Linked DNA regions of Homo sapiens: region 1 is linked to region 2. Evidence: chromatin loops called from intact Hi-C (ENCODE). Cell type or tissue: OCI-LY7. All regions are shown on one strand. Links, peaks and the distances in the headings refer to the core of each region. The heading gives the core; the rest is flanking DNA.

Region 1 (10,095 bases), core at 3,005-8,004, 150 kb before region 2:
CCCCCGCCTCAGCTCCTCAAAGTACTGGGACTACAGGTATGAGCCAATGCGCTCGGCCTGAATTTCTTCTTTTTTGTTTGTTTGTTTTGTTTTGTTTTGAGACAGGGTCTCGCTCTGTCACCCAGGCACTTTGGCTGGCCTGAGTTTATTCTTATGAAGTAATTTGTCTTTACCCACGAAGCTGATGCTGAGAGATTGTTTTGCCCAAAAGAATACAGTTGTTAATGTGTGGGGAAAACAGGATTGCAGTCCAGTTCTGCCTGATTCCACTGCTCTCCCTGGCAAATATTATCCTCCAGAGAAAATAACAGCAGCCAACGCTGACTTAGCCCTACTCGCCAGGCACTGCTATGTGCCTTAAAATATGGTATCTCATTAAATCCTCACAGCACCCCTATGAGGTAGATACTATTATTTTTACGTTTTTCAGATGGAGTCTCGCTCTGTTGCCCAGACTGGAGTGTAATGGCGCGATCTCGGCTCACTGCAACCTCTGCCTCCCGGGTTCAAGTGATTCTCCTGCCTCAGCCTCCAGAGTAGCTGGGATTAAAGGTGCGGGCCACCATGCCCAGCTAATTTTTGTATTTTTAGTAGAGACAGGGTTTCACCATGTTGGTCAGCCTGGTCTCGAACTCCTGACCTCGTGATCCAACCACCTCGGCCTCCCAAAGTGCTGGGATTACAGGCATAAGCCACCGCCCCCAGGCGAGGTAGATACTATTAATAACCCCATTTTACAGATGAGGAGCCTGAGGCATACAGTAAGCCATTTACATTACAGAGCTGGGAAATGGCAAGAGTAGGGACTTGGAGAGCCTGTGAGAGTGGAGAAATGTTGGGTATGAGGCATGCAAAATGAGCAGGCCCCTCTGTTTTATGTGTGTCTCTTCTGATGGTCTGGTTGCTCCGCAAGGACAGGGACCTTGTCTTGTTTATCCTGTATTGCCAACCCGAGCACAATGCCTGGAACAGAAGGAATGTTTGCTGCAAGAACTAGTGGTACCTGATAAACTTGGCTAAGCAATTGTCTCCACTGGGGGCCAACTTGGTGAGGATTAAGTGAGATTTATTTGTCTAGGGATTTCCAAGTCTAAAATGTCATGCTACTGGGCTTTGGAAAAGGCTCCATTGGCACTGGGGATCCCTGCAGGAGGCTTCAAAGGTGACCAGGACCTTGACAATGGGCAGGCCCAGGGAGATGCAGGGAGACGGCTCCAGCTCCCCTTGTGGGGTTGGATTCAGACCAAGGTGACAATGGGCGGGGGGGATCTGGCACACACTCCCCACTGTCCCCTTCCACAGGGACATCTCCAAACTCCAGGGGATAAAACAGTATAGGAGATGGAGGGAGTGAGCAGGTGGGTAGGAAGTGTGCCGCCCAGGCAGCTCATAGAGACAGGAGAGAGGGAAGGTGGGAGATTGGTGTTTGAATTAACAGGAACTCTAAGACTTTTCTAGAAGTAGATTTGAAAGAATAAAGGGCAGGAATTTGTTTTCTTTTAGAAAAGAGGACTCCTCCAGGAAGGGTCGTCCAGCTTCAGCAAAAGTCTCTCATTGACTAATAAGCCCCTCACTGCCTTGTAGTCTCCTATGCCTCAGGGTAAGGATTCAAGCTTCTCTCCCTTTTATACCCGGTGAGGAAGGCTACCAAGGGGCAGAGAACAGAAACAGCCACCAAGTTCCTGGGCCAAGTCCAGGGCTTCCTGGACTGTATTCAGAGAGCTGTGGCTTTTCTCTACCACTTGCAACAGCTCTTGGTGTCTTTATGTGAGCTGCTTATTAACCAGAGGATATCAGGACACTGGGAGGGCAGAGCTTGTGCTGGTTGCCAGTGAGAGTAATTCAGAAACACAGAGTGGGGCAGAGCTGATGTGTGCAGCCGATGTGACGGACAGAGGTGCCTGGCGGGGTGGAACAGGCTCTGGGCACCGTGCAGGAGCAGCATACTGGAGGGGCCTGTGGCCTATGGGGATGGCCAGGAAAGGCAGGGTCCCCTACCAACACTGCAGGCCACCCCCAGGACGAAGGCATGGCGAAGGGCACTGATGGCAACTGGAGGCCACCTGTTGGAATGGGACATGGCACTGGACCGACACTCCCTTCTCACAGTCACACATGGAGGGAGCCGTTTCCACCTTATGGAAACTCCTCTATCATCCTCCTTTTCCAAAGAGACTGCTTTTCCAGAAAAGGCCCTGAGTAAAAGATTCAAATCCCAGACATCCTCTTCCCTCTCTTCCATAAGCTGCTGATGATAGTCCCCGTCTACAGAGTCAGTGTTGATGGGCTTCACCTGCCAGCTGACCCCTCAGGGTCAAACCAAGGAAGCAGAACACCCATGGGCCCTGAGATGGTTCCTGACACCAGGCCACAGAGCAGCTTCCTGCTGTGTCTAAAGAAACACGGATTAGCCATGCTTTGGCCGGGCTGCAGTGCTATGTGTCTTAGGTTTCAAGCTGGTACCAGCTGCACTGAGGGGAAATGGTTGGGGAAGTTCTCCCGTTTGGCTTCTTTCCACATGGAGGACGGCAAAAGGAAGAGGGAGCTTAGAGCTGCCATGCTGGTACTGATGCCTTAAAAATGATGATATAAACACAGCCACAGGAGTCAGCCTGTGAGTCCCTGATGGGGACCAGAGGAGAAATGTCCTGACTTACCCTTCAGCCCACACTCTGCAAACAGAAGTGACCCAGCCCTCATCTATCACCTCAAAAGCTAAACAACTTCCTCAGACAGCCCCATGGAATATAAATCAGGAGGGCCCTAGCTTCTAAGAAACCAGTACACAACTACAGCCCTCAGAAATACTCATCCTCATCTTCTTTCTTCCTCTCCTTTCAGAATAGGGTGCTAGCAAGTCTTATCTGCAGATGAGGCCAGGCAAGGTGGCTCATGTTTGTAGTCCCAGCACTTTGGGAGGCTGAGGTGGGTGGATCACTTGAGGCCAGGAGTTTGAGACCAGCCTGGTCAACATGGTGAAACCCTGTCTCCACTAAAACTACAAAAATTAGCCAGGCATGGTGGTGCACGCCTGTAATCGCAGCTACTCAGGAGGCTGAGCAAGGAGAATCGCTTGAACCTGGGAGGTGGAGTTTGTAGCGAGCTGAGATTGTGCCACTGCCCTCCAGCCTGGGCAACAGAGTGAGATTCCATCTCAAATGAATAAACAAACAAACAAACAAAATAACTGCAGATGAAGTAGGAGGTCACCTTAAGCATGTTACTCAAATTCTCTGAGCATGGGTCCTCATCTGTATCTATCTCATGGGTTTGAGGTGGGAGGTAAATGAGATCATTCATTCAGTTCTTAGTATAGTACTACCTTGATAAATATCATCATTTCAGCAGCTGAAGGCCATTCTCAGGTATAAAGAAGGAAAAACAACACTTCTATACTAATCCCAAACAAGAAGGCTATATGGGCCAGGGCTTCAGTGATTCATGATGTCCAAGCCTTCTTGCTCCTGCTCTCTCTCACGCCAAGTCTGTGCCAGACCTGGTTGCACTTGGCAACCTCAGCGCCTCCAACTTGTTTGAATTCTCACAGAGAATCCCAATGGGTACTCCGACCTGCTGGCGCAGAGACAAATTCAAACACACTGGGGTGGCAGTGAAATGTAGTATAAGAAATAGTCACAAGGAATGTTCAAGCTCTCAGAATGCCTGCAGAGCTGGGGTTTACACAGAGGGCCCCACTTTTCCAGACAGGCAGGGTAGCGAGCTTACAAATTATTTCCTTTCATGCATACTTTCACGATAGCATCATAACACATGCAATAAACACGTTTGGCTCCCTACTGAACAGGTACAGACACGACAGCTTTTCTGTTTTAAAGCTCCTGAATGCCAAAGCCTTCTCCGCTGCTCTGATGCCCCAAACTTCCCTGCCTGGGAATTGGATCTGGGGTAATGAGTGACCCAGCAGGCAGAGATGACAGATTCCTGCCTAATGTAGCAATGCTGGGACAACCTGGAGTATCTGGTGTGGCGGGCAGGCACAGGCAGGATGGGAGAGGCAGCCGTGAGTACACCAACCTTTGTCCCTGTTTGCTCTGGGAGAGGGCAGGCCCTGCCAATGCTGCTCTCCTCTCCTGGTGCCTCTGCCTGGGGCTCTTGGCTAGTCAAACCTCCCCGGGGACCTGAGACGACCTGACCCTGGTGGGTGGCAAGCCGAGACCTCTTCAGGCAGTCAAAGGGTGCTCTGGCACCTCTGACATGACACAGCAGGTGTGGGGCTTGGAGGCCTGCGTGCTCCTGCCCCCTGAGGAAGCCTCTTTCCTTCTGGCTCCTTCCCAGCTGAAAGCTTATCATTAACTAGCCGCCCAGAAAATGATGACCTACTCCAGGGCACTCCTTGGTTCAATCCACTACAGGGTCCGAGGGAAACACAGAATGACAGTGCAGAGCCTGAGCTGGGCAGTGTTGCGTGCCTTCCTCTTGCCAGCCTTTGTCCTCTGGGGCAGGGGAACACTCCTTTTTTAGCCTTGCTTACTGCCATATAAGTGGGTGTCTTGAGGAACCTGTGTGTTCTTTCTTCTGGCAAGGCTGCCCAGTTCTCTGGTTCCCCAGGTTAGGTACAAACAGGGTGACAGAGATACACGTCTGGTGGGGAGGTGGGGACACTCTGGCTCTTGCGTGAGAAATCCTCCTGCTTGCTCTCTCTCTCTCTCTCTTTTTTTCCTGGATGACACTGCTGGGGCTTGAAGCAGGTTGATCCTGAAAAGCAACTTTTCTTGAGAAAAGTCTGAGGGTTTTCTCTTTTCCTAGGAAGCTAGGCCCTGGCCCCCTGGCCCCTTCACCTTATGGAGGGCACTCCCTCTGCCAGGGCCCTCCCAGCTGGCAGAAGCGCTTACAAAGGTCAGAGAAAAGCATCCTTCCCTTTCACAAATAAACAAACCCAATCCATGTGCTGGAGGACTTAGAGTATATTAATAGCCAGATATTTTGTTTTCCTATTCTGGTGCTTATCCCCTTCCACTAGGATGAAAGATAAGAGAACACAAAATGTTCTCCATCAGCTACCCTTCTCCCCTCCCCCAGGGAGAGGCAAGCCAGGGGAGTGCGCTCTTCTGTTTAAAGCCATTCCTGATGGAGGAACCCTGAGAAAATAGACTTAAAAGTTTATATTCAGTCTCTCTTGGCTACTGTTGCTGCTCAGCAAAGAAACTCTATATTGTTTAAACCCTCCAGGCGAACGGGTTGCAAGGCAACCTTCAAACAATAGAAAATACCCCAAACTAAAAATAAAGGCATTAAGAGATGGAAAGCATGGTGGTGCTTTGGTGAAGTGATTCCAGAATTGGGGCAAGGGAGAAGGTCGTTGATCAGGCTGCTTGTGTGTGACATCAGCCCGTTTGCCTGCTCTCATCCTTATCAATTGAGTTTCTTATAATCCAGACATATGGGGTCCCGCTTCTTTTTATTTCTGGACTCTCAGTCCTCTCACTGGTCATCAACTGCTTTGGGCGGGAGGGTGTCAAAGGCCTGTAAGGTTGGGTGCCTCCTGTCCTCAGGAAACTTCCTAATCAATGCACTTATCCCACTGGCTCCCAGCTGACAAGGAACAGCACTTCCATTCCTGAGAAATCCTTAGAAACCCAAGGACAGACAGGGCTGGGGCCCAACTTAATCATAAGGTTCTTACAGGAAGAAGGCAGGAGGGTCAGAGTTGGGGAGGACACGTGAGGACAGAAACAGGCTGGAGCGACGGGCTTTGAAGACGAGGAAGAGGCCACAAGCCAAGGAATATGGGCAGCCCCTAGAAGCTGGGAAAGAAAAGGAAATGGCTTCTCCTCTAGAGCCTCCAGAAGGAACACGGCCAAGCCAGCACCTTGATTTTAGCCTTGTGAGACCCACTTTGCACTTCTGGCCTCCAGAAATGGAAGATCATGCATTCATGTTGTTTTAAGCTACTGGATTTGTGGTGATTTGTTACAACAGGAGATTAATACAATCATGAAAAGGAGAACCCGAGGAACTTTCATAAGGACAAGGAGTTGACAGTGAGTTCCTGGGCACTGCAGGCAGGTGACTGGGAAGCCTGGTGCTGCCCTGGCCCTGCCCTCAGTGACTGCTGCTCTCTGGCTGTGTGCTCTTTGCCACAGATGGAGGCCAGCAGGGGGCACTGAGCCAGCAGGGCTGCCTTTAAACAATCAAACACACATCAATACAAAGGCTGGGGCTTTGCCCACGGAGAGGGCAGGCTGATGGGTGTATTATCCAATAAGCAGACCTGAGCAGCGGGGACGTTTTCACCCATGACCCTTGGCCCACCCCAATCAGTGTCACTCAAAGAGAGATCAGACTGGAAGGGGAAACTGGAAGAAAGAAAAATACATCACCTCCACCCCCTACTCCAGGTTGCTGTCCAGCAATTACTGAAGATTCCCTTGGACTTCTCTGGAAGGAGACATGTAAGAGACTTCAAGGCAGGTTGTGAGCAAGTTTGCCTTCTCTCTGTCTATTCTCTGATTAAATGTCTTCTAAGGACATTTTCTTCTCTGGTATAAGAGAGCCTAGGAAATCCTACCTCAAAAAAAAAAAAAAAAGGTGAAGACCAATAATTTACTCTGTTCTCATGACATTTCTAGGAGACAAGAACCATCAGTCCCATTATATAATTTGGGACCCTGAATTACAGAGAGGGCAAGCAACATGGACATGGCCACACAGCCAACCAGAGCGATTCACTCAAAGCAAAACGCAGCTCTCCCGGCGCCTGCACTGGTACTGCCCTCTGTGTGCTCACGCTTAGTCTCAGGCTCTGGCTAACCGGGTCAGTAGGGCGTGGCCTCTGGGTAGGTGGTCCTAGTGGAATGCAGAGATAGAAAACCATTAAACCTGTCATCACAGGGCAAGCTACTGACGCCTCAGTGGGAAGATTTTCCAGACCAGAGCTCTGAATTGCTCTGGGGTGTGTGTGTCAGTTTGGAAGGTAATCAGGGGAGGAGGGAAGGTCCTAAATAACAGCCAAGTCAAGGTATTTGCACTCTACTTTGCATAAATAAACCCACAAAGAGCTTTCATTTTTTTCTAGCATCAATACAAATCTTTTTCTAGCTTTTTTCTTATTCATCTGCCCTGTTTCTCCCTCCCTTTATCATTCTTCTGAGACCGCCTGGAATCTACCTTTAGGAGCAAAGCTAAAAGATTCTCCAAACTCACTGCCAGCGGATTGAAGTGGCTTATGCCGAACAGCTGCTGAACCTTCAGGACCAGCTCTATGAGGGCCCACGGCTCGGCATGAACGCCAGCAGCTCCACACACTGTGGGCGATCTCCACTGCCCTTTCACGCAGAGAGACTTCTGCAGAGCCACCCTCATTTCTTTCTTTCTTTTTTTTTTTGAGACAGAGATTCTCTCTGTTGCCCAGGCCAGAGTGCAGAGGCGTGATCGCGGCTCACTGCAACCTCTGCCTCCTGGGTTCCAGCGATTCTCCTGCCTCAGCCTCCCAAGTAGCTGGGACTACAGGCGTGTGCCACCATACCTGGTTGATTTTGTATTTTTAGTAGAGATGGGGTTTCTTTCTTTTTTTTTTTTTTGAAACGGAGTCTCACTCTGTTGCCCAGGCTGGAGTGCAGTGGTGTGATCTTGACTCACCACAACCTCTGCCTCCCGGTTTCAAGTGATTCTCCTGCCTCAGCCTCCCGAGTAGCTGGGATTACAGGTGTGCACCACCGCACCTGGCTAATTTTTGTATTTTTAGTAGAGACAGAGTTTCGCCATGTTGGCCAGGCTGGTTTCAAACTCTTGATCTCAGGTGATCCACCCGCCTCGGCCTCCCAAAGTGCTGGGATTATATGCGTGAGCCACTGCGCCTGGCCAGATGGGGTTTCACCATGTTGGCCAGGCTGGTCTTTAACTCCTGACCTCAAGTGATCCACCCTCCTCGGCCTCCTAAAGTGCTGGGATTAGAGGTGTGAGCCACCATGTCCAGCCAACCTTCATTTCTTGCCGCCCAAATTTTGTGACTCTCAAAGGCTATGAAAGGATGCCTCTGTTTTCCTTAAGATATAAAGAGAGGGAAATGGAGTGATTTGGTTTCAAATGATATTGTCAGGTCTTAAGTATTTTAAAAGCATAACAAGCCTGGTTAACATAGTGGGGCCCCATCTCTACAAAAAATTTAAAAAATGAGCTGGGCATGGTGGCGTGTCCCTGTAGTCCCGGCTACTCAGGAGGCTGTGGTGGAAGGATCACTTGAACCCAGGAGTTTGAGGCTGCAGAGAGCCATGATCACGCCACTGAACTCCAGCCTGGATTACAGAGCGAGACCCTGTTTCAAAAAAGAAAAGTGTGTAGCTGAGGCGACTGTGAGCTTTCAACCACTGGGGACCTTCTGCCCATCCTACATGATAACTGTTGCTCTTGCATCACCACAGCCAGCGCACCTCCTCTACTGTGGGCAATCTGAGAAAACTGCACAACACTCAACTGTCCTCTAATTAGACTAAAGAATGAGTATCAACAAATGGGGAAATGGTCTGCAAGATACTGACACAAGGAGAAACCCCCCGTACCCAAGAATTTGGCAGTACTTATGTAGCATTACACAGACAAGAACAGAGACACAGTCTCCTGGCCAGTTAGCTGGCCACACAGAACTGTACTTACACAGGTAGAAGTCAAGATACCCTTAGAGTCTGCAGCTGCTTTCCAGGCTCCCATAAGAGCTCCTGATTAGCATCTGGGTCTCCTGGATCCCTTGATAACAGAAAAACAGGTAGTTTGGGGGCCAGAGAAATATTCTAGGTCCTAGGATCCAGTTTCCAGATCTTCAAATTTTTTTTATTGTAAAAATATGCATAATAGGCCAGGCGTGGTGTCTCATGCCTGTAATCCCAGCACTTTGGGAGGCCAAGGCAGGCAGATCACATGAGGTCAGGAGTTTGAGACCAGCCTGACCAACATGGAGACACCCCGTCTCTACTAAAAATACAAAACTAGTCGGGAGTGGTGGTGCATGCCTGTAACCCCAGCTGCTCAGGAAGCTGAGGCAGGAGAATCACTTGAACCTAGGAGGTGGAGGTTGCGGTGAGCCAAGATCGCGCCATTGCACTCCAGCCTGGGCAACAAGAGTGAAACTCTGTCTCAAAAAAAAAAAGCATAATATAAAATTACCATTTAAAATGTAAGTTCAGTGGCATTAAGTACATTCACACTGTTGTGCTACTATAACCACCATCCTAGATAGTACAAAACTTTTTTTTTTTTTTTTGAGATGGAGCCTTACTGTGTTGCCCAAGTTGGAGTGCAGTGGCGTGATCTTGGCTCACTGCAACCTCCACCTCCCGGGTTCAAGTGATTCTCCTGCCTCAGCCTCCTGAGCAGTTGGGATTATAGACATCCGTCACCACTCCTGGCTAACTTTTTGTATTTTTAGTAGAGACGGGGTTTCACCATGTTGGCCAGGCTGGTCTTGAATTCCTGGCCTCAAGTAATCTACCCACCTTGGCCTCACAAAGTGCTGGGATTACAGGTGAGAGCCAGTGTGCCCGGCCCTAGATAGTATAAAACTTTTTTAGTGTGTGTGTGAGACATGGCCTCTTTCTGTCACCCAGGCTGGAGTGCAGTGGCACCATCATGGCTCACTGACCTCCCAGGCTCAAGCGATCCTCCCACTATAGCTTCCCAAGTAGCTGGGACTACAGGGGTGTGCCACCATGCCTATTTATTTTTTTTAAATTGTTGTTTTCTGTAGAGACAAGAACTCACCATATTGCCAGGGCTGGTCTCGAACTCCTGGGCTCAAGTGATCCGCCCGTCTCAGCCTCCCAAAGTGCTGGGATTACAGGAGTGAGCCACCACACCCAGCCAGTGCAAAACTTCTATTAACTAGACTCTGTGAAGACCACAGCAAGGTGATTTCGTTGAAAAGGCTCTGCCTGAACATCTTTCATGGTATCTCAAACTATGATATCCCTAAGAAAGGTACCAAAAAATCCTTTTGGCCTCAAAGAGAGTAGCAACAAACCCACTCGTGTGCTAACTCCCCATTCCATTTTCTTTTCAGGCTCCACCGTCCCCACCACTTAGCAGTGACTTCAGAGCCGATCCAAATCTGAAGAGGAGCTTCATCAGCTCCTCTTAGTATCC
Region 2 (10,095 bases), core at 1,611-6,610:
TAAGAACTCCTTGCATTTATATTTCCCTTCACGTTCACAAAGCACTGCCAGCCACAGGAGGTCATTCAATTCTTCCAGCCACCCAAGAGGAACGTATTATTTCCTTCATTCTAGAGAATTGAATCTGGAAGATGAAGTGATTTTACCCAAGGACACAGCTGGTTAATGTCAGAGCAAAGTCCTTCTTGCCTCTGAGTCCATTTTTTCCATTACTCTAGCAAACAGTATGTCTGAACTTTCAGTTGCAAAAGACAGAAAGTTAACTGAAACTGGCTTAAGCCAAAAAAGGCAATTGATTCGATTACGTAACTGGAAATCCGTAGAAGCCATGGACTTCAATACAACTGGCTGGAGAAGCTCCAAGGTTTCCCTCAGGGTGGTCACACTTCCTCCATCTCTCAGCTATTCCCTTTACCGTGTTGGCTTTATTTCCCAGTATCCTCTCTCTGCTCCTGATAGAAAAGCAGCCACCAGCAGCTCCAGGCTTCATCCTTATAGCTCCAAATCCAATGGAGAGAGAGTTTCCCTTTCTAGGCAGGCCCCACAGATGGAACAGAGTCTCCTTGGTCTTGATTGGCCTGATCTAGTCATGTGCCCAGCTGTGAGCCAATCACTGGTGGGAGGGATTGACCAGAGTTGGGTCATGTGACCACCTGGAACCGAGGGGTAGGGTTAGCTGCACCCAAGCAGGAGCTGAGGGCTGATGGTGGGGAAGGAATGACTCCTCCAAAGGAAAGCCAGGTGCTCTTCTCAGAAGTGGGGAATGAGGCCGGAACGGTACCTCACGCCTTTAATCCCAGCACTTTCGGAGGCCGAAGTGGGCGGGTCACCTGAGGTCAGGAGTTCAAGACCAGCCTGGCCAATATGGTGAAACCCCGTCTCTACTAAAAATTCAAAAATTAGCCGGGCCTGGTGGCGCGCGCCTTCCCAGCTACTCGGGAGGCTGAGGCACGAGAATCACTTGAACCCCAGAGGTGGAGGTTGCAGTAAAACGAGATCTCACCACTGCACTCAAGCCTGGGTGACAGAGCGAGACTCCATCTTAAAAAAAAAAAAAGAAAAAGAAAAAGGAAAAAAAAAGAAGTGAGGAATGAATGCTGAATAAGTCAAAGAACCAGATATCTACAATACCTGCAATCTTCCTGGTGCAGGCCCTTCTGCTCTGTGGAAGCCATCCTTATTCCCTCTTTCTCCATTCAGGTTGCCCAAGTCAAGTCTCCCACATCTAACTGCTCTGAACTCCAGTGAACTTGTTCTTCTGGGTACTCTCAGTGCAGTGAGAATCTGAACCGCACACACCAGCACTCAGCTCTATAGCTGTGGACTGAATGAAAGAATGAGGAGATAATTTGTGTGAATTGTGATAATTAGAAAACAGTACCAAATTTGAAAGGAAACAAAATGTTAGTGTGGTTCTCTCTGAGTGGTAGGAGTATGAGCGATTCTGGCTTTGTTTCCGTATTCCTTTCTGTATTTTCTACCATGAAGAAACACTATAAACGATAATAGCAAAAAGGAAGTAATGCCAGTCTGGCTTAAACAGCTGGCCTATAAGCAATGTGAGGGCAAGGGCCAAGTGTTGATTCTGTGCTATTCCTAACTCCCAGCAGCAGGGCACACGGTGTCAGAGCTCCTTAGAGCCTGCTGGGAGCTAAATTCACAGCATCAGGGCTTCAGAGACTTTTGGTCCCCTTCCCAAAAGCCAGCCCCCGCCAAGTTCTTCTTTCAAATTCTCTGAACCTCAATTTTGTGTGGTGTCCTCCCTCCTCCTTGTAGTTATGTGCTTCATGGAGGGCAGATACCAGCCCCAAGCCCTGCAGTAGAGAAAGAATCCTCTAGTGAATCGGTCTATGCCAGGGTTTCTCACCTTCCAACACTGCTGACATTTTAGGCCAGGTAAGGCCAGGCGCAGTGGCTCACGCAAGGATTCCCAGCACTTTGGAAGGCCAAGGTGAAAGGATTGCTTGAAGCCAGGAGTTCAAGACCAGCCTGGGCAACATAGCGAGACCCCTGTCTCACAAAAAATCTAATCTCATCAAATTTTCTGCTTCCACTGGGCCTCGTTCATTTCTCAAGCTCTGTTTACAAATATGTCATCTCTGGTTTTATAAGACAGTGACAGTAATAAAGACAGCTACCCCCAAAACACAATTTTAAATAGGATATTGGTTCAACAACTTTATAAAAGGAAAGACTGGGGAGATTCAAGGAGGAGAAGGAAGAGGAGAAATACTACAGAGGAATCCACTTAAATGAAAATCTGATGTAGGGACAGCCAAGTAGTAGCAATATTTCAAATCACAGTTTACGTGGTAGTCTATACCTAAGAAGAGAAAGAAAAACTTTTTTAAAAAGCCAAATAATTCTTTGCTGTGGGGCTGTCCTGCATCGTAAGATTTTAGCAGCATCCCTGGCCTCTACTCAGTAGCTGCTAGTAGTATCCTGCCCTCAGTTGTGGCAATCAAAAATGTGAGCAGACAGTACCAAATGTCCCCTCCAGGATAAAATCACCGCTGGTTGAGATCCAGAGGCCTAAGCCTTCATGTCAATCTCATTCCCTGGCTAGTGATTGGTTTAGGCAGGGCCACGTGATCCATTTCTGGCCAATGAGATGTGAGAGCAAATCAGCTGGGGTGGGTAGTTCCTTTTATAAAGAGACACAAGGAAGAGGCCTTTTATCTTCCTTTGGGTGTTGCCCCCTTGTGGCTGCCATGCTTGGGAATGCAGTTGCCATCTTGTATCCATGAGGGGGACTCACACTAAAGGGCACTTTTGCCCATCGTGATGAAGGTGAAAAAATGGAGAGAAGCTGCTGCTGTTGTTTAGTAGCTACCTTTGCTACCTTGCAGTTTACTTGTTAGGTGAGGTGGAAATTTTCCTAATGTTTACGTGTTTAAGCTAATTTGAGTTGCACTTTTCTGTTACAGCATCTTATCCAACCCAGGAGTCTGTTGATGACATAGCACACACAAACAGATCAAAACAACAAACAAGGCCGAGCGCGGTGGCTCACACCTGTAATCCCAGTACTTTGGGAGGCCGCGGTAGGAAGATCACCTGAGGTCAGGAGTTCCAGACCAGCCTGGCCAATATGGTGAAACCCCTGTCTCTACTAAAAATACAAAAATTAGCCAGGCATGGTGGCGGGCGCCTGTAATCCCAGCTACTCGGGAGGCTGAGGCAGGAGAATCTCTTGAACCTGGGAGGCGGAGGTTGCAGTGAGCTGAGATCGTGCCGCTGCACTCTAGCCTGGGTGACAAGAGCAAAATTCTGTCTAAAAAAAAAAAAAATTTATGGTAGTGCACGCCTGTAGTCCAGCTACTCGGGAGGCTGAGGCAGAAGAATCACTTGAATCTGGGAGGTGGAAGTTTCAGTGAGCTGAGATCGTGCCACTGCACTCCAGCCTGGGCGACAGAGCGAGACTCCATCTCAAAACAAAAACAAAAACTATAACAACAAACAAACAACAACGTCAAAAGACCATCAAAACCAGTGATTGGATGTTTGGGGTGTGGATATCAGAATCTGGAGTTGGGGACAGGTGTGTCATTTGATAGTCCTTTTTGAGAACCACTGTCTATGTAAAGCTATTCCAGTTTCCTATGGGATTGCTAATAATGGTGTGGCTGCTGAGACAGGGAAAGGGGCTTAATTCCTTTTCCAAAACAAGGAGCAATATTTGGATGAGCACTCACTCACTACATTTCATCACATAAAAACTGCAGAACGCCAGGTTCTGTTGTTAAGCTAATATTTCTGGGAGTCAACCAGTCTGTAAGATGGAGCTGATTGTGAATATGCTAGTGCCGGGTGCAGTGGCTCACTGCTGTAAATCCCAGTTACTTGGGAGGCCAAGGTGGGAGGATCACTTGAAGCCAGGAGTTTGAGGCCAGCCTGGGCAACATAGTGAGACCCTGTTGCTAAAATAAATAAATAAAACCTGAAGAGGAGGGGCTTGGTGGCTCACGCCTGTAATCCCAGCATTGTGGGAGGCTGAGGCAGGTGTATCAACTGATGTCAGGAGTTTGAGACCAGCCTGGCCAACATGGTGAAACCTTGTCTCTACTAAAAATACAAAAATTAGCCAGGCGTGGTGGCTCTTGCCTGTAGTCCCACCTACTCGGGAGGCTGAGGCCTGAGAATCGCTTGAACCCAGGAGGTGGAGGTTGCACTGAGCCGAGATTGCGCCACTGCACTCCAGCCTAGGTGTCAGAGCAAGACTCTGTCTCAAAACAAACAAACAATCAAACAAACAAAAAAACACCTGGAGAAAAAAAAGAACAAGAAAATGCTAAGCCAAATGACATAACCTCTAGAGGCCACTGTTTGCTCACCTGTAAACTGGAGGAGAATAAGATGAGAATTCTGATATTGAGGATCAGAAAGTGCTTCATGAACCATAAAGCAGGTAATGGATTATCGATGCCATGCAGCCCAGACATACAGCAATGTGTTCATACCATTCTGATAGTCTAAATTTAGGATGTGGTGTGACCAAAATTACCGGTTAAGTTTCTTATGCTTCTGAGGCTCTACTTCCTCATCTGTGCACTGTGGCAAGACCTTATTCTGACTATGCGCTGAGGATAAAATAAGGCTCTTTGAAAAAGAGTGACACAGACCACTAACTAATTATTTAAATGTTCTTGTCCAAGGCCAGACAAAAGCAACGCAGATCCATAGAGAATGTTGGTGCATCACTGCCCTCTGCTGGTCAGTAGCAGTACCACCATGGTTTCAGAGAGGAAAGGGTCTTTACAAAGGGATTCCTGGAAAACTGAGGCACAGAGAGGGGAAGAGATTTGCTCAAGGGCACAGAGTTAGCTTTGGACAAAGTGAAGTCCAAATTTGAGATTCCTGATCCCTAGCTCTTTCTAGAGGGAGAAAAATAAGGCTGGAAACTCGTTGATTTTGATTTCACTCTCACTAGGCTCTGCACAGCATTTCTTTCTTTTCTTTTCTTTTCTTTTTTTTTTTTTTTTTGAGACAGAGTCTTGCTCTGTTGCCCAGGCTGGCATGCAGTGGCATGATCTCGGCGCACTGCAACCTCTGCCTCCCAGGTTCAAGCAATTCTCCTGCCTCAGCCTCCCGAGTAGCTGGGATTACAGGCGCCCGCCACCATGCCTGGCTAATTTTTGTATTTTTAGTAGAGATGGGGTTTCACCATATTGGCCAGGCTGGAATTGAACTACTGACCTTGTGATTTGCCCGCCTCAGCCTCCCAAAGTGTTGGGATTACAAGTGTGAGCCACTGTGCCCAGCTCTGCATGGCGTTTCTAAATAGCCTGATTGGAATTTCTCTCTCCTGGTCTTCCTTTGCCACCCAAACTGCTCGGGTTTCTTGTCCTTTTTTTTTTTTTTTTTTTTTTTTTGAGACAGAGTCTCACTGTGTCGCCCAGGCTGGAGTGCAGTGGAGTGATATCAGCTCACTGCAACCTCCGCCTCCTGGGTTCAAGTTATTCTGCCTCAGCCTCCAGAGTAGCTGGGATTACAGGCGTGTGCCACCACGCCTGGTTAATTTTTGTATTTTTAGTAGAGACAGGTTTTTGCCATGTTGGCCAGGCTGGTCTCGAACTCCTGACCTCAAGTGATCCACCCGCCTCGGCCTCCCAAAGTGCTGGAATTACTGGCATGAGCCACTGTGCCTGGCCTTTTGTCCTTTTTTTCATAGCTGGATAACTACTGCGGCCCCATAAGGCCCAAAGTCCTCTTGGGTGCTAGGTGCTTTACGAAAATTATCTTGGATTCTTACAACTACTTTGTAAGTTAGGCCAGGAAACTAAAGCTCAGACAGGTTAAGACACTCGCCGGAGGTCCAACAGCCAATAAAGCACAGAAGCTGGGATCTGAGCACTCACTTGAGACGCCCCCCAAGGCCCACAATCTATTCGCCACCAAAAAACAAAACAAAGCAAAACACTGTGGTAATTTGTGTTGAAGATGATCTATTTAAAATAATCTTGTGTTTTTTGATTGCCCCGAATCATATTTGCTGGGCAGACACACGATGAAGCCATAGTGGAGGGAAGACTTTTTTTTTTGAGACGGAGTTTCACCCTTGTTGCCCAGGCTGGAGTGCAATGGCATGATCTCGGCTCACTGCAACCTCCGCCTCCCGGGTTCAAGCGATTCTCCTGCCTCAGCCTCCCTGAATAGCTGGGATTACAGGCATGCGCCACCACCCCGGCTAATTTTGTATTTTTAGTAGAGACGGGGTTTCTCCATGTTGGTCAGGCTGGTCTTGAACTTCTGACCTCAGATGATCCACCCGCCTCGGCCTCCCAAAGTGCTGGGATTACAGTCGTGAGTCACCATGTCTGACCAGGAATACTTTTTTTTTGAGCACCTGTCACGTGCTGGTGATACTCACTTGCGTTATCTCTGTTAATTCTCCTGTTGACACAATATGATCTTGAATCCTGTCCACAATATTGAGGCACAGATGAAGAAATTAGTTCAAAGAGGTTAAGACATTTGCCCAAGGTCATTCGGTGAAAGCTGGGATTCAGACTCTAATCTCCCTGCTTGATGTTAGAATCTAAGTAATTATGCTTTTTTTTTTTTTTTGAGATGGAGTTTCTCTCTCGTTGCCCAGGCTGGAGTGCAATGGTGCAATCTCGCCTCACTTGAACCTCTTCTGTCTCAGCCTCCTGAGTAGCTGGGATTACAGGTGCCCGCCACTACACCCGGCTAATTTTTTGCATTTTTAGTAGAGATGGGGTTTCACCATGTTGGCCAGGCTGGTTAAATTATGCTTTTAAAAACATAGATAGGGGAAAACATAGGGAGGCAGTCAGGATGGACCACAGGCTTCCCCACCATGAAACCCTTTAGACTCTCTCACAGAAATGAGGGGAACTGAGCCAAGTGCAGTGGCTCATGCCTGTAATCCCAACTTGGGAGGCTGAGGCAGGAGGATCGCTTGAGCACATGAGTTCAAGGCTGCAGTGAGCCATGATTGTGCCACTGCATTCCAGCCCGGGCAACAGAGTGAGACTCTAACTCAAAAGAAAAGAAAAGAAAGAGGAAAGGAAGAGGAAAGGGAGGGGAGAGGAGCAGGGGAGGGAATGGGAGGGGAGAAGCGAAGCAAAGCTGGGCGCAGCGGCTCAGGCCTGTAATCCCAGCACTTTGGGAGGTTGAGGCGGGCATATCACCTGAGGCCGGGAGTTCGAGACCAGCCTGACCAACATGGAGAAACCCAGTCTCTACTGAGAATACAAAATTAGCCAGGCATCGTGGCACATGCCTGTAATCCCAGCTACTCGGGAGGTTGAGGCAGCACAATCGCTTGAACCCAGGAGGTGGAGGTAGCGGTGAGCCGAGATTGCACCATTGCACTCCAGTCTGGGTAACAAGAACGAAACTCTGTCTGAAAAAAAGAAGAGGGGCCAGGCATGGTGGCTGATGCCTGTAATCCTAGCACTTTGGGAGGCCAAGGCAGGCACATCACTTGACCCTAAGAGTTTGAGACCAGCCTAGGAAACATGGTGAAACTTGTCTCTACAAAAAATACAAAAATTAGCTGGGCATGGTGGCAGATGCCCTGTAGTCCCAGCTACTTGAGAGGCTGAGGTGGGAGGATCACTGAGCCTGGGGAGTCGAGGCTGCAGTGAGCTATGATCACCCCTCAGGACTGGAAGTCCTCCTAGTCTGGGTTCAAACCCTACATTTGTGAACACTACTGTGTGCCAGGCCCTGGCAAAGCATATGTCTTTTAATTCTCCTGACAACACTGTGAGATTGGTACAGTTATTATCACCATTTTACAGGTGAGCAAACTGAAGCTCTGAGACATTCATTAAGTATCTTGCTTAAGAGCAAGAGCAGTGGGCGAGCCCAGGTGTTGATAATTTGCCACCATTTGTTGGGATGCTTCATGGTCTTATTCCTCCCCATTTGCAGACAGGAAAACAGAGTTACAGACAAATGAAAGTGATTTGCCTCAGGATCTTTGTATTTGCTGTCCTCTCTGCCTGGAATGCTCTTCCCAGTTATCTCCTTGGCTCACCCTCTCACCTTCTTAAGGTCTTCACTTAAAAGTCATCATCTTAGGGAGATCTTTTCTGATCACCCTATTTAAAAGTTTAGGCTGGGCATCATGGCTCACAACTATTAATCCTAGCACTTTGGGAGGCTGAGGCAGGAAGAACACTTGAGACCAGGAGTTTGAGACCAGCCTGGGCAACATGATAAAACCTGGGCTCTATAGAAAATACAAAAATTAGCCTGGTGTGGTGGTACATGCTTGTGGTCCCAGTTACACAAGAGACTGAGGTGGGTGGGAGGATTGCTTGAGCCAAGGAGGTTGAGGCTGCAGTGAGCCATGATTGTGCCACTGCACTCCAGCCTGGGTGATAGAGTGAGACCTTGTCTCAAAAAATAAATAAATAAGGCCGGGCACAGTGGCTCAAGCCTGTAATTTGGGAGCACTTTGGGAGGCCAAGGTGGGTGGATCACCTGAAGTCAAGAGTTCGAGACCAGCCTGGCCAACATGGTGAAACCCTGTCTCTACTAAAAGTACAAAAATTAGCCAGCTGTGGTGGCAGGCGCCTGTAATCCCAGCTACTCAGGAGGCTGAGGCAGGAGAATCACTTGAACCCGGGAGGTGGAGGTTACAGTTAGCCGAGATTGCGCCACTGCACTCCAGCCTGGGCGACAAGAGTGAGACTCTGTTTCAAAAATAATAAATAAATAAATAAATAAAACCCCATGCTTCTAACTCAATGACAAAAAGACAACCCAAGTCACACGTGAGCAAAGGACTTGAATAGACATTTATCTAAGAAGATATACACATGGCCAATGACCACATGAAAAGATGCTTACCACATAATAATTTGTATTAGGGAAACGCCAACCAAACCACATGACATACGACTTCATTTCACTAGGTCGATTATTAGTTTTAAAATGGAGGCCAGACGCGGTGGCTCACGCCTGTAATCCCAGCACTTTGGGAGGCCGAGGTGGGCAGATCACCTGAGGTCAGGAGTTCAAGACAGCCTGGCCAACATGGCGAAACCTGGTCTCTACTAAAAATACAAAAAGTAGCTGGGCGTGGTGGCAGGTCCCTGTAATCCCAGCTACTCAGGAGACACTATAATCACTTGAATCCGGGAGGTGGAGGTTGCAGTGAGCTGAGATCGCACCACTGCACTCCAGCCTGGGTGACACAGCGAGACTCTCTCTCAAAAATAACAAGTATTGGTGAGAAGATAAAGACATTGGAGCCTTTGTATATCACTGATAGGAATGTAAAATGATGCTGCTGCTGTAGAAAACAGTTTGGCCATCCCTCAAAAAGTTAAACATAGAATTACCATATGACACAGCAGTTCCACTCTTAGGTTTTTACCCAAAAGAATTGGAAACAGGGATTCAAACACAAGATTTTTTATTTTTATTTTTTAATTTTTAGTAGAGACGGAGTTTCACTGTGTTGGCCAGGCTAGTCTCGAACTCCTGACCTCAAGCGATCCATCCATCTCAGCCTCCCAAAGTGCTGGGACTACAGGCATGAGCCACTGCACCCAGCCTCAAACAGATACTTGTAACCTGAATGTTCATAGTAGCACTATTCACAATAGCCAAAGATGGAAACAACTCAGATGTCCCTAAACAGATGAATGAATTAAAAAAATGTGGTCTATCCATGCAATTCAATTTTGTTCAGCCATAAAAAGGAATGAAAGGCACATGCTACAACATGAATGAATCTTGAAAACAAGGTGAGCTTCTTGTGAAAGGAGCTAGTGACAGAAGGCCACATAGTGTATGACGCCATTTATGTGAAATATCCAAAAACAGACAAATCCATACAGAGAAAGAAAACTGGTGGTTACCAGGGGCTGCAGGAAGGGGGAATGGAGAGGGACTCCTTAATGGGTATGGGGTTTCCTTCTGGGACAATGAGAATGTTCTGGAACTAGACAGAGATAGTGGTTGCACAACATTGTGAATGAACTAAATGCCACTAAATTGTTCACTTAAAAAAAAAATAGAGGCCGGGCACGGTGGCGCACATCTGTAATCCCAACACTTTGGGAGGCCGAGGCAGGTGGATCACCTGAGGTCAGGAGTTGGAGACCAGCCTGG

What was found. Hi-C counts contacts between places; a loop is a spot of excess contacts. Peaks named below come from ENCODE experiments on the same cell type or tissue, not always from the same donor. Only the 100,000 strongest peaks of a DNase experiment are listed, where the experiment ranks them.
Region 1: it touches region 2 in a loop (8-fold over the local background); 23 of 110 quality-filtered maps call a loop at or near these places.

Annotation. Positions count from the first base shown.
Region 1 is chr12:110,241,711-110,251,805 of GRCh38, reverse strand. No RefSeq gene overlaps it. Among named protein-coding and RNA genes, the nearest start is that of ATP2A2, 34 kb to the left of the region's middle. In OCI-LY7, for the core only: CTCF peaks have their summits at 5,922 and 6,128 (motif pointing right); a DNase peak (open chromatin) is centred at 6,125.
Region 2 is chr12:110,094,984-110,105,078 of GRCh38, reverse strand. LOC105369976 (a long non-coding RNA gene) reads left to right here and starts at 2,703. Exons shown (of 3, transcript XR_945334.2): 1 at 2,703-2,861. RefSeq lists an enhancer at 2,481-2,775. In OCI-LY7, for the core only: CTCF peaks have their summits at 2,735 (motif pointing left), 4,492 and 4,709 (motif pointing left); DNase peaks (open chromatin) are centred at 2,648 and 4,628; H3K4me3 peaks cover 1,277 bases; H3K27ac peaks cover 1,731 bases.